Linked DNA regions of Homo sapiens: region 1 is linked to region 2. The links are chromatin contacts, found by Hi-C or POLR2A ChIA-PET in ENCODE. All regions are on one chromosome and are shown on one strand. Each heading gives the region's core, a stretch centred on a gene start or an enhancer-like site at or near the end of the contact. The rest is flanking DNA. Distances are from core to core; before and after follow the strand shown. Region 1 has its middle 69 kb from the start of ASB7. Region 2 holds the start of GCAWKR (gastric cancer associated WDR5 and KAT2A binding lncRNA).

Region 1 (7,330 bases), core at 1,531-4,030, 180 kb after region 2:
GGAACAGAACAGAGGCCTCAGAAATAACACCACACATCTACAATCATCTGATCTTTGACAAACCTGACAAAAACAAGAAATGGGGAAAGGATTCCCTATCTAATAAATGGTGCTGGGAAAACTGGCTAGCCATATGTAGAAAGCCAAAACTGGACCCCTTCCTTACACCTTATACAAAAATTAATTCAAGATGGATTAAAGACTTAAATGTTAGACCTAAAACCATAAAAACCCTAGAAGAAAACCTAGGCAATAGCATTCAGGACATAGGCATGGGCAAGGACTTCATGACTAAAACACCAAAAGCAATGGCAACAAAAGCCAAAATTGACAAATGGGATCTAATTAAACTAAAGAGCTTCTGCACAGCAAAAGAAACTACCATCAGAGTGAACAGGCAACCTACAGAATGGGAGAAAATTTTTGTAATCTACCCATCTGATAAAGGGGTAATATCCAGAATCTACAAAGAACTTAAACAAATTTACAAGAAAAAAACAAACAACCTCATCAAAAAGTGGGCAAAGGATATGAACAGACACTTCTCAAAAGAAGACATTTATGCAGCCAACAGACACATGAAAAAATGCTCATCATCACTGGCCATCAGAGAAATGCAAATCAAAACCACAGTGAGATACCATCTCACACCAGTTAGAATGGCAATCATTAAAAAGTCAGGAAACAACAGGTGCTGGAGAGGATGTGGAGAAACAGGAACACTTTTACACTGTTGGTGGGACTGTAAACTAGTTCAACCATTGTGGAAGTCAGTGTGGCGATTCCTCAGGGATCTAGAACTGGAAATACCATTTGACCCAGTGATCCCATTACTGGGTATACACCCAAAGGATTATAAATCATGCTACTATAAAGACACATGCACACATATGTTTATTGTGGCACTATTCACAATAGCAAAGTCTTGGAACCAACTCAAATGTTCATTAATGATAGACTGGTTTAAGAAAATGTGGCATATATACACCAAGGAATACTATGCAGCCATAAAAAAGATGAGTTCATATCCTTTGCAGAGACATGGATGAAGCTGGAAACTATCATTCTCAGCAAACTATCACAAGGACAGAAAACCAAACACTGCATGTTCTCACTCATAGGTGGGAATTGAACAATGAGAACACGTGGACATGGGGCGGGGAACATCACACACTGGGGCCTGTGGTGGGGGAAGGGATAGCATTAGGAGATATACCTAATGTAAATGACAAGTTAATGGGTGCAGCAAACCAACATGGCACATGTATACCTATGTAACAAACCTGCACGTTGTGCACATGTACCCTAGAACTTAAAGTATATATAAAAAAAACTTTCACATACCAAAAAATGGATTCAAAACCTCATCTCAGTCTGAAAAAACAAAAGTAAGCCTCAAGACCTAATTAAAAATATATATATGAAGCAAAGGAAACGCTTGAACACTGTTGGTAAATTAGTACAGCCATTGTGGAAAACTCTATAGAGGTTCCTCAAAAAAATAAAAATAGAACTACCATAGATCCAGCAATCACCCTTCTGGTGATTTAGCCAAAACATTTGAGATCAGTATGTGAAAGAGGTATCTGCACTCCCATGTTCACTGTGGCATTATTCACAATAGCCAAGATATAGTATCAACCTAAGCGTCCATCAACAGATGAACGGATAAGGGAAATGTGGTACATATATACAATGGAGTACTATTAGCTTTAAAAAGAAGGAAATTCTGCCATTTGCAGCCACACGGATGGAATTGAAGAACATTATGCTAAGTGAAATAAGCCAGGCACAGGAAGACAAATACCACATGTTCTCACTTACATGTGGAATCGAAAACAAGCAGATGGCTGGGCCTGGTGGCTGATGCCTGTAATCTCAGTACTTTGAGAGGCTGAGATGGGAGGAACGCTGGAGAGTTAGAGACCATCCCTGGCAACATAGTGATACCCCCATCTCAACAAAAGATAAAAAAAAAAATAGCCAGGTGTGGTGGCACAGGCCTGTGGGCCCAGCTACTCCGGAGGCTGAGTCGGGAGGATTGCTTGAGCCTGAAAGGTCGAAACTGCAGTGAGCCAGGGTCACGCCACTGCACTCTAGCCTGGGTGACAGAGTGAGACCTTATCTCAAAAAAAAAAAAAAAAAAAAAAAAAAAAAAAAAAAAAAAAAGGGAAAGGGAGAGGGGAAGGAGGGAGGGAAGGGAGCAGAGGATAGAATGGCAGTTACTAGAGCCAGGGGTTAGGGAAAATTGAAAGGCAATGGTCAAAGGGTACAGAGCCTCAATTAAAAGGAGGAGGAATTTTATTTTCCTTGGAGATATAGTGCACATCATAATAAAATAGTAAATAATAATGTATAGTACATTTTAACATCACTAAGAGTAAACTTCAAATGTTCTCACCACAAAAAAATGAAAAGTTTTGAGGTGATATGTTAATTAGCTTGATTTAATTTTTTCACATTGTATTCATGGATGAAAACAACTCTTTGTACTCCATAAACATATACAACTATAATTTATCAATCTACAATTAAAAACAGAAAGTCCAAAAATGGGTTCCTTAAGCGGGACGTGGAGATGAAAAGTACAACCTGTGCTTTTCTGAGGGGGCACATTTGGGCCGATCTCACGCATATGAGGCTCCCACCCACACAGAGCTGCCTTTCCAAGCCCACACTCAACAGCAACCCCCAGACTGTCCCCTGCTCTGTGTCCCACCCTCTACTGAGGCTGTGGCTGTCCTGCCCTCTGCCGGATGGTCAGCATTCACACACCATATTTCCTGGTTGACATTTCCCCTCTTTTTAACATTTCTGAATTCATGATGACTTTTACAATGGACGCGTATGTTAAGATGGTGGCATTTTTCCCTTCTGAAAAGCTGTTACTGCTCTGATGGTGCCTCTTACAATAACGGTAAAATCCAGAGCCTTAGACTCTAGAATATTCGGTAATCCCCGTGCCCAGCAGATCACGCTGTAGCGAATGACTCATTAAAACACACACACACATGAAAACAGGACACGAGCTTTTTTTCTTTTCATAAATACTGTGGTCTCCAACTGGTCTCCCCCTTTTGCAAATGTGCACAAATAACCACTAATAAACAAATTCCAAGCTCTATTGGGTAATTCCTCTTAAAAAGGAAAAAACTGGGGTAGTCTTGGTTTAAAGTCAGGAGTATTTTGGGTTAGAGTCACAGGAATTAGACTCATGAGTATTTTAGGGAGTGCTTTTTGCCTCCATCTGTAAAAGTATGGATTCTGCAATGAGGTCGGGTGGGGGAAATGACCCCAGCAAGGAGGAGGCTGGGCGATGTGGCTGGACGCAGCTTGCTTAACTTGCCGGCTGTCATTTGCCAGTGCCTGTTGACACCCATCATCTGGGTCCTCTTCACAGGAGCCCTGTACCCACTGTCCCTGTGTGGGAACTGAGTCTCTGGGAGTGAGGTGGCTTACCCATCACCACGCAGCACAGAGGTGTGCAGTCAGGACTTGAACGCAGGTGCATCTAATTCCACACACCCACAGAGATTCCCAGACAGAGGCACAGCGCCCAGGGTGCTTTAACTCAAGATGCAAATGAGCTTTCCTTAAGTTCTCCCCAGTAGACCCCCAGTGCAGAGTTCCCCTCCCTGCTACGCAGTGCTGCCATTTCCACGTTGAAGAGCAATCGCCGGGTGGAGGTTCATTCATGAAACGTTTGTTTCTACCTGTGCCCCCAAAGCTGCGCTGGAAATGGCCCCTTTAACAACAGAACCATCGGCAGGGCTCGCCCCTTTCTGGTGACTTCCAGATATTAAAACAGTGTGGTCACCTCCTGCCATGCTCACCTGGCAGCTCTCAGGAAGTCTTGTGGGGGCGGGGGGACTTACTTTCCAATACCTCGAGCCTTTCCATTGTGGGTGTGGGCCTTCGTGCCAGAACCCAGCCTGGGGCTCTGGGGAAAGGGTCCTGAACAGCCAATGTATTAACAGGGCTGGGGTGAGGCAGCCCGGGAGCAGAGCCCATCACTTCCCAGGCAATAGTGTAAACATCCCAACTCTCCCCATCTCCTCTTCTCTCCCTGAAGCGACTTCCACGTATACCCAGTGCTCCCAGCACGGGGTCCCTGTGATTCACAGCCTCCTGCCACTTCAATGAGCACGCTTTGAAAAGTGAGCCCTCATCCTTCCAGTCTTAATCAAGTGTGCTATGAGCAGGTGGAGGATGACTGCACCAAGCAGGCCATGGCTAAGTGGAGCCAAATATGGTGACTCTGATGGGTGGAATTGTGTTCCCAACTAAAATTCATGTGTTGAATCCTAACCCCGAGCGCTGCAGACTGCAATTTACTAATAAATAGGGTCTTTGCAGGCTGCACCAAGTTAAGATGAGGTCATTAGGGTGGGCCCTAATCTAATGAGACTGGTGTCCTTATAAAAAGGAGATGAGGGCCAGGCGCAGTGGCTCACGCCTGTAATCCCAGCATTTTGGGAGGCTGAGGCAGGCAGATCACAAGGTCAGGAGATTGAGACCATGCTGGCTAACTTGGTGAAACCCTGTCTCTACTAAAAATACAAAAAGTTAGCCGGGCGTGGTGGCGGGCGCCTCTGGTCCCAGCTACTCAGGAGGCTGAGGCAGGAGAATGGCATGAACCTGGGAGGCGGAGCTTGCAGTGAGCCGAGATCTTGCCATTGCACTCCATCCTGGGCGACAGAGTGAAACTCCGTCTCAGAAAAATAAATAAATAAATAAATAAATAAATAAATAAATAAATAAATAAAATAAAAAGGAGAGACGTGGACAGAGAGAGACACACACGGGGAGACTGCCACATGGACATGAAGGCACAGATCAGGATGAGTTTTCAACAAGCCAAGGGATGCCAAAGATCTCCAGAAACCCTCCCCGAAGCTAGAGAGAGGCCTGGAGCAGAGTTTCCCTCCCAGCCCTCAGTAGGACCCCACCCTGCCAGCACCTTGATTTTTGTCTTTCAGCCTCCAGAACTGAGAGACGATCCATTTCTGCTGTTTAAGTCCCCAGGCTGTGGCACTCTGAAACAGCCCTCACAAACCAATACGCCGACCAAACACCCTGGAATCTCCAGGAAAGTTACAATTCCAAGTGTCTAAACCTCAGTCCTCATAAGCTGTCAAAATGTCCCAGAAATTCACATTTCAGCTACAAAATACCCTCTCCCAAGCTGCCTCCTAAACCTCCAAACAGCATGAAAGCTCATTGAGAGATCTAAGTCTTGATTCAGGATTCAGAGAATGAGGCCGTCAAACGTATAGATCCATCTACAAAAGCCTGCCTCATTCAGGGCTCACTTTACCCAGGGGGAAGCAATCAGGTCTTCTCCCGCTCTCCAGACTCCTGTGATGGTGGTGGGGGCTGGACCCACCCTCGGAAGGCAGGCAAATTCCTGCCAGGAGTCAGCTGAGCCGAGCCATCTCTTGCAGAAAGCTCCTAGCCCCGCAGGGGTGAACCGGCTGCTGCTCCCGCGCTGGGAGTGCTGTCCATCCCTCGGTGCTCCAGCAGCCGCCCCTGGGAGGACAGCCCCGTTTGAAGCCCACGTGCAGGCGAAACCCCTTCAGAGCTGGGCATGGGTTTCCAGTCATCGCCACATCACTCTCTGTCTGAACTTGAACATACCTCAAGCTTGCTGGTTGTTACTGGGTCGCAGTAACTAGATTTTCTTGGGGGGTTGGTGTGGGTGGGTGGAAAGATACATCCAGAAAATGAAATGTAATGTTGCCTCTTATTCACCAAGAAGTTTTTCAAGCCAGAAGACCATGGTGTTTTTCGTTGATTGGTATTGCTTGATTTAGATTCGGAAGCTGGGCTCTCCTACAGTTACCCAGCCCTTCACTGGACTGGCTGACAAGGAACCAAACAGCCCTATCAACCTGTGCAATGCTCGAGGGTCAGCCAGAAGCCATGGAGCCCCTAGTCTGAGTGGGGAAAGCAATTCACAGTGGAATGTGCAGAGGTGGCTTCCAGCAAAACCCAACCCACAGTGGCTAGTGGCCCAAGACACGTCACCTGGGCGCTGGGTGAACGGTTTAAAGATGTCACAGTAAAGCCAGCCAAGGGATCAGTTGGACTACATGCAGCATTGTCTGTCTGCAGGGGAGTCCCCTGAGAGTTCCTAGAGACAGACATGTGGCTACCATCTCACCTCCACCACTTCCTCACCATATGACTTCAGGCAACTCCCTCAGCCTCTCTGTGCCTCAGTTTCCTCATCTTCATCTTGCGGTAATGGAGTGCCTGCCTCATAGAGTCATTGAGAAGAGTTGCCTGGAAGAGAGAGCATCCCGCAAGCACACACACACACACACACACACATGCATCCACGCACCCAGGTTGCTAAGTTGTCAGTAACCACAGCCTTTAGGCCATCACAGCCAGCAGGGCCTGAGGATCATCGAGTCCAGAGGAGGAAGGGATGGCCCGAGGGCAGGCCACAGGGGGCTCAGGGCCAGGCGGAAGCCCCCTCCTCTGAGGGGATCCCTGTGCCCTCACACAGAGCCGGGATGCTCCACATCCTTACACTCACAATGTGTCTTTTTCAGACCCCAGAAACCCACATTTCAGGAAAGATGATTTTCTTTAGTACAAGAGGCTCTTATTACAGGAAGGAAACAATTTTAAAATGGCATCTAGAAATGGCCACTTAGGTTAGGTGGGAACAGAGAGACATAATGACCCTCAGTCCTCCACTTTCCCACCCACATTTCTGTGAGGGGTGTGTGTGCGTGTGTGTGTTTAAACACAAGTCTGAGTCACAGAATTTAAAATCTAAGGAAGGGAATTTTCAAGCGAGTCTCATCAGCTCCAGCTCTGTGGGACCCACCAGCTTGTCCTATCTATTTACTTTATTATTCGGTTGTTGGCCAGAGAGATGAAATATGGGATTAGAGAGGAGGTGAGAGACAAAACAATCCACCATGGTGTAAATAAATGAAGAGCCAAATCCTCCGTCCAAACAAAACCGAAGTGGCCTGGCCAGGCCTTCCTCTCCACGCGCTGCCCCGCGCCTCGCCTCCCCTCAACCGCAGGAACATATGGAGTCGGAAAATGCACGTTAACAAAGCGCTGCACGTCGCCAGGCGCTGGCTAGTCCCTGGAAGAGACACAAGCATTTCCCAGCCTCTGCTGAGGGGCCAGATGTTTTCCTCATTAGGTTTTCCTCGGGTAGAAATAATTCTTGCCTGTTTAATGTTCAAGTCAATTAGTAATCACTCTACAAGGCCTGGGAGCTGTCTACTTTCAGTTGCCTTTAGAGATGAAACTCTAAAAACATATCCTAGCACACAGCATCATCTATGAAACATACCTGCCA
Region 2 (7,113 bases), core at 4,614-7,113:
AGAATTATCACACAGACACAACTGTATTTTGTTGTTATTTGGTGGGTTGGGGGGAAGCTATATTTTTATAACTGTCTTAGATACCCAGAGTCAAACAAGGGCATTTTGGCCAGGCGTGGTGGGTCACGCCTGTAATCTCAGCACTTTGGGAGGCCGAGGTGGGTGGATCACCTGAGGTCAGGAGTTGGAGACCATCCTGGCCAACATGGTGAAACCCTGTCTCTACTAAAAATACGAAACAATTAGCTGGGCGTGGTGGCAGATACCTGTAATCCCAGCTACTCAGGAGGCTGAGGCAGGAGAATCACTTGAACCTGGGAGGCAGAGGTTGTAGTGAGCCGAGATCGCGCCACTGCACTCCAGCCTGGGCGACAGAGCAAGACTCTGTCTCAAAGAAGAAGAAGAAGAAAAAAAGGCATTTTATTGGATGTTGGAAATTGCCTATTGTGTAGACAAATAACTGTCATTGGACCACCCCTTTTCAACTGAGCCTAGGTGCTACAGCCCTAGCATCTCCCTGGAGCTCCTGGGAAAGTGCTATCTTTGACCTTACCTCATGCCCAGCTTAGAATCTGCCTCTCCTAGGCCCCAGGGCACTGCCACACCCATGAGTGTTGGTGGAGAGGGTTGGAGGGTTGAAGACTACACATTACATTCAGGTGTCGAACAACGAGGGGCCCAGAGATGAGTGACAGCTGTTCCCTTCCAGCAAGGACTTTGTATTTCATTAAGACTAAGAGACGTGAGTAAAAATGGGAGTTATCTTCAAAAAGTTACACCGGTGTTTGGGTCTGCATTTGTCATAGATGCCCCCTGGTTCTCCACACCTGGGAATGGTCCTACTCTCCTTTTATCAATGAGTGCTGAGGTCACGGTCGGATGGACATCCTGAGCCCTACGGCAGCCGGCCTTGACTCCTGCCTCTAGCCTGGCCTGCGTTGGGTTCTTACAGCCATCCCTTTCTGTGACTGCTGTATTAGCCATGGCGTAAGGATGAAAGAGCAGCATTAAGTTTTCTTCTGGAAAGTCAGTGATCTGAAGGAAAGGTGGGATCACAGGGTTTCACTGGTTTCCAAGGGCAGTCATCCACAGACATGTCCCCTGATTGAGCCCATGCCACAACACCTGCTCTCCTGCACACACAGCCAGCATTCTTATCTGTGATGGCTTCAGGAGGGCACCAGTGTCTGGGGGCAGGGAGGGTAGATTTTAGGCCTCCCATCTCTCTGCATCCTTAGCCCTTCCTCTTCTCATCTTATCAAAGGTTGCCTGGGAGTTCTGTGGTCCTTGCCAATGTAGTCCTTCTGTATCGATGCGGGGCGCCCTCTGCCATTTGCCTATGGCTGACTGCAAGAGCCAGGGTCTGCTGAAACCAGGCTAAACAGAGCCAGCGAGAGGCAGCTTTGGGCTAGCCAGTCCTCCACAGACAGGGGTGTGATTGGGTCCTAGAAGCCCCCTCTCCACTGTGGGCCCGGGGAGGCCGCCCCGGATAACATGTTCCAGGTGTTCAGCCCCAAAACAAAGAGGCTTTTCTCTGCTGCCTGAGAATGAAGAGTCCTCGCTAGTTGCATAAGGTTTTTCCGAGATGGTAATATTTGGTTACAGTAAGATCTGTTATTTCACAGGAAACCCAACAGGGGTGCCTGTAATTGGATTCATGTAGTAACTGGGAAAGCTCATAGCAGGGAGCTGGGGGCAGGGAGGGGGGGACCCTAGCTCCTTAACACAGCGTTCAGTGGGGTCAGTGTTCAGCTCTCTGAGCAGAGCCTTGCATGAGAGACTGCCAGGTCCCTGGCCACCTCCCGAGGTCAAGGTCAGCCATGGAAGCTCTGTGCGTTCCTCTAAGTCTAACACCCCACACAGTTTCCAGGATCCACATAGTCCACCCGATTTAATCTTAACTCTAAAGCCCGAACAAGCAACACTACCCAACAGGGCGGAATCCAACATTTCAGTGTCAAAAGCCAATTGCTGCAGATTTGCTGGGGACACTACAGTATTTGGTACCCGAAGTACCTACTTTTATAAAGTATCTGTGATGACTTGAAAGAATATAGGTTTCTCTACACAGCTTATATGAATTCATCTCCTTCCAGGAATTCTTATGTATATATCACTACTACATCAGTTAAATAAATCTATAATTCACCATAAATTAATATTTATATCAATTAACATGAATGAAATTAATATAACTGGATATTCAACTTAGGATGTGTATCCATGGCTTAAAATCTAATGCACTAGGATATATTTTATCCAAGATCAAGTACATTAAGAAACACATACATGTGAGTGCAACGAAATAAGGTTTTGATCAGCTCCCAGATCTGATGATGTATTTACTTAAGTCCTCTCAAAGGGTTGGTTTTTGCTGTCCAGGGCCAGGCAGCGACATGCTAAAGGAGTGAGAACCTCTTCCGAGGAGCACAACAAGCCCCCAGAGTCACTCTTGCTTCCCCTTTCAGGAGGTGCCCATGGCCAGTTTCTCAGACACATGATGGGGACAACATCGGAGAACTTTAATCCCAATGACAGGAATTGTGGGAAACTAAGAGTTCTAATGACCGAGTCATTGTTTCTTGTTCTTGTGAGTCCATCTGTTGGGGAACCAGGGCTGTTGAGTGATGGGTCTAATTGGTGACTGGCAGTCATGGACTTGAAAGATGGGGGAGAGGGTTGGGGATGGCATACGTGGGGGCTCAGGGGGAGGGTGGAAACCATGAACGTGGGTACTTTGAGTTATTGTTAGCTCCCAGATCCCTGCTCCTGGCCTCCCACCTTTACCCTGGTCCTCCAGGTGGGCACACTCCCTGCTGGACTCTGATACGTACTGCACTAGTCTAGTGAGGAGCACACTGCTTGGGTCATAAAGCTGTCATCTGGAGATGCCTGGTTTATAACTGTCAATACGGGCTTTGGCCCACTTGCACTGGACCTGGCTTCCCAGAGGTGTTTACCACAGCTTGGAGTAGTTGATATAAATAGAGTAGAAGTACTTGATAAAACCATCACATACCATCCTCTCTCACCCATTTTCCAAGGTTTGTTTGTTTTTGTTTTTTGGTTTTTTTTTGGTGGAGTCCCCCTCTGTCACCCAGGCTGAAGTGCAATGGCGTGATCTCGGCTCACTGCAACTTCTGCCTGCCGGGTTCAAGCGATTCTCCTGTCTTAGCCTACCGAGTAGCTGGGATTACAGCCACCACACCTGGCTAATTTTTGTACTTTTAGTAGAGGCAGGGTTTCGCCATGTTGGCCAGGCTGGTCTGGAACTTCTGACCTTTGGTGATCTGCCCGCCTTGGCCTCCCAAAGTGCTGGGATTACAGGTGTGAGCCACCGTGCCCTGACTGTTTTCCTAGGTTTTAATATATATTGCCTTTCTGCCACTACAGACGTGTAGAACCGGGCCTCCGCAGGTGCCAAATGCTGCCTGTCCCAAGTCTCAGAATCTGCCTGTTCTTTACTTTCATCTGTAATATGGGTTGGACACTCAAATTATTTATATGTATTATGCATGATTGTTTTATATTTTTGACTCATTAAAATCACTCAACAATTAAAAAATAATTACAAGTATTAAAATATTTAGATACTTTGTTTCAGTTGTTTCAACTTTGTCAAAATCATGAAAATCACTAAAAGATAAACTTTCTCCTGTCTAACTGAACTTTTGTACCCTCTGACCAACATCACCCCAACCCCCCACACTCTAGCCCCTGGTAACCTCCATTCTACTCTGTTTCTGTGAGTTCAATGTTTTAAGATTCCACCTGTGGGTGAGATCATGCAGTATTTGTCTTTCTGTGCCTGGGATAAATAAACTGTTAGTTTATAACACTTATTTTAAAGAGTTTTTTTTTTGTTTGTTTTGTTTTGTTTTTTTGCGACGGAGTCTCGCTCGGTCACCAGGCTGGAATGCAGTGGTGTGATCTCAGCTCACTGCAACCTCCGTCTTCCGGGTTCAAGTGATTCTCCTGCCTCAGCCTCCGGAGTAGCTGGGATTACAGGTATCTGCCACCATGCCCGGCTAATTGTTTCGTATTTTTATTAGAGATGGGGTTTCGCCATGTTGGCCAGGCTGGTCTCAAACTCCTGACCTCAGTGATCCACCTGCCTCGGCCTTCCAAAGTGCTGGGATTACAGGTGTGAGCCACTGCACCCGGCCTAAATAGTTTTTAACTATTCAATATAGAGCTGGAGGCCATTGTCCTCAGCAAACTAACACAGGAACAGAAAACCAAATACCACATGTTCTCACTTATAAGTGGGAGCTGACCGATGAGAACTTACGGGCACAAAAGGGAACAATACACACTGGGGTCTATTGGAGGGTGAAGGTGGGATGAGGGAGAGGATCAGGAAAAACAACTATTGGGTACTAGGCTTAATATCTGGGTGACGAACTAATGTGTATAACAAACTCCCATGACACAAGTTTACCTGTGTAACAAACCTGCACATGGACCGCTGAACTTAAAGTTAAACCAAAAACATTTAAAAAGTAAAGAGAAAAAGAAAATAAGATAAAATCAATATGCCCACTTTCCTCATCTTTAAAATGAGAGTTGAGCTCTAGAAGGTCTCCGGTTCCTTCAGTCTCTAAAATTTTATGTTCTAAGTTAAGTTTTTATTTGTTAGTTCCCTTTTAGCCGGCACATTCCCAAATAAGTATAGCCAGATCAGCTTTTTTTCCCCCCGAATGACATTATGAAAGATTTTAAACATATAGGAAAGGTGAAAAGACAATACAACAAATACGTGTGTACTCAGCACATAGATTCAGCAATTGATAACATCTACCATATTTGCTTTGTCCCTATGTGTATGCCTGTCCTTGTCAAATCATTTTAAATTAAGTTCCAGACATCCTGGCCCTTTACTCCCCGAGATCTCAGCATGCGATTCCTAGAAATAAGGACATTTTTCTGCATGACACGACACAGTCATCACACCTGAGAAAACAGACAATACTGGACTCAGTCACCTAACTGTAGTGTCTGTGGTACTGTAATATCACCTAAGAAGACGCACAATGTCTCTTTCATTTCTTTTCATTGAAAACAGCACCTCCCACTCCCCACCCCTTGCACTTTCCCAGATAACACTGGCTTTTGAAAAGAGGTGCGACCAGGCGCAGTGGCTCACGCTTGTAATCCCAGCACTGTAGGAGGCCGAGGCGGGCGGATCACGAGGTCAGGAGATCGACACCATCCTGGCTAACTTGGTGAAACCCCGTCTCTACTAAAAATACAAAAAATTAGCCGGGCGCGGTGGCGGGCACCTGTAGTCCCAGCTACTCGGGAGGCTGAGGCAGGAGAATGGCGTGAACCCGGGAGGCGGAGCTTGCAGTGAGCCGAGATCGCGCCACCGCACTCCAGCCTGGGCGACAGAGCGAGACTCCACCTAAAAAAAAAAAAAAAGAGAGAGAGATGCGACATAATACCTTGTCGAATGTTCCATTTCCTCACGGCGTTGCTTAATGGTACTTTGAAAGTTCAGTCTAAGGCTGGCTTGGGTTCAGGTTCAATGTCATTGGCTCCCTCCTGAGTGGGGCTGTGCGTCCCCTCGCTGTTTGGAGGGGACGTTCGGAGCAGCCCGAGAGGCCACCATGCCCCCCGCCCCCCGCTCCCGGGTCCCCGGGAAGAGGCAGCCCGACGGCCCGGCTGCAGACCTCGGCTCTCCCGCAGGCTGCGGGTGGGTTACCTGGCTCCGGGAGACCAGGTTTCCTCGTCTGGGGAGCGCAGCAGTCTCATAGCTGCCGTGAGAGGGTTCGCGACAGAATCACCGCGAAGGGCGGGAGGACCCGGATCGTCGGGAGAGGTGGGCTGCGTGCAGCCACTGCGCGGGGACCCGGATGCACGCACAGGGCGTGGCAGGGGGCGGGGCAGGGCCGTTCGGTGGCCTGTGTGGAGCGATGCCACCTGCTGGTTCTGTACGTCCAGGGGGGCAGCGTGTGCACAGCTCTGGGACCCCGAGGTCCTCGGGGGGACACACTGCTCTCTCCAGCGCACACAGACTCCACACACACACGCCCGCATCACAACGGCAAACACGCGCCACCCCCCAGTTACCCGGAGACACATGCGGGTAAATATGACCCCAGGAACTTGCTGAATACGAGTAACTGTGTTTCATTCCTCCTACCCGTCCGCTGTGGGTTTACTAGAGTTTGTCTTAGATGGCAAATAAGAAAGCTTTTTATTTTAAATGACAGTCAGGGCAAGAATCAGGTTGCTAATTTCCCTGAGACGCATGAGGGTGTAATGACACATCCAGGCTGGAAACCAAGAGTCATTTTCCTTGAAAGACTTAACTTGAAAGTCGGTCTGTACTAGCGAGTTCCAAGGCCCTGATGAAAAACAGAAAGCGGCAGGGAAAGGAGGAAGGAGGAGAGTGAGAGCTAAGTGGATGGCGTTCGGGACACGGCTCTCGTTGGAAGGCACAGACTCTCTGCAGCTCTGTGCGAAACGCTCCTTGCTGGTTGGAGTCCTGGCACCACCGGAATCACTGTGCTCAGATGTCCTTTCAGGGGCAGTGGGTGGCAGCGGCGGCCTTACTCAGGGGCTTCTGCCTGAGAAGGAAAAAGGTTGAGCCGCCTCCCCATCGATTTGTCCACCCCGTTTTCTTTTTTTCTTTTTCTTTTTTTCTTGAGACCGAGTCTCGCTCTGTCCCCCAGGCTGGAGCGCAGTGGTGCGATCTCGGCTCACTGCAAGCTCCGCCTCCCGGGTTCACGCCCTTCTCCTGCCTCAGCCTCCCGAGCAGCTGGGACTACAGGCGCCCGCCGCCACGCCCGGCTAATTTTTTGTATTTTTAGTGGAGACGGGGTTTCACCGTGTTAGCCAGGATGGTCTCGATCTCCTGACCTCGTGATCCGCCCGCCTCGGCCTCCCAAAGTGCTGGGAGTACAGGCGTGAGCCACCGCGCCCGGCCCACCACGTTTTCTTAATGACCTGATTTGGGACTGCAGACAAATGAGTCTGTGATTTTTCATGTGTTTGCGTAAAGGCTGAGTTTGAAGAGATTCCTTCATTTTTCCCCCTCCTTAGGTCTTTTTTTTTTCTTTTTTTTTTTTTGATATGGAGCTTCGTTCTTGTTGCCCAGGCTGGAGTGCA

What was found. Hi-C counts contacts between places; a loop is a spot of excess contacts on that map. ChIA-PET counts read pairs that join two places held with the same protein, here RNA polymerase II (POLR2A). Pooled maps may share reads with other maps.
Region 1: a loop to region 2 is called in a map of PC-9, with 12 times the contacts of the local background. The contact joins the enhancer-like site here to the promoter of GCAWKR in region 2. A Hi-C loop is called at or near these places in 3 of 168 maps with a recorded cell type or tissue (Calu3, PC-9 and posterior vena cava) and 2 of 50 pooled maps. POLR2A ChIA-PET finds 5 or more read pairs at or near these places in 3 of 52 experiments (PC-3, Panc1 and activated CD4-positive, alpha-beta T cell).

Annotation. Positions count from the first base shown.
Region 1 is chr15:100,667,586-100,674,915 of GRCh38, reverse strand. No RefSeq gene overlaps it. Among named protein-coding and RNA genes, the nearest start is that of ASB7, 69 kb to the right of the region's middle. RefSeq lists an enhancer at 4,941-5,440. Within about 2 kb of position 2,780, at least 2 of the 41 ENCODE cell types and tissues checked have a DNase peak (open chromatin) inside an H3K27ac peak, as active enhancers do; they include Panc1, where a contact is called at or near this core.
Region 2 is chr15:100,848,502-100,855,614 of GRCh38, reverse strand. It overlaps GCAWKR (gastric cancer associated WDR5 and KAT2A binding lncRNA), which reads right to left and starts at 5,863. Exons shown (of 4, transcript NR_160703.1): 1 at 5,705-5,863. RefSeq lists an enhancer at 5,737-6,031.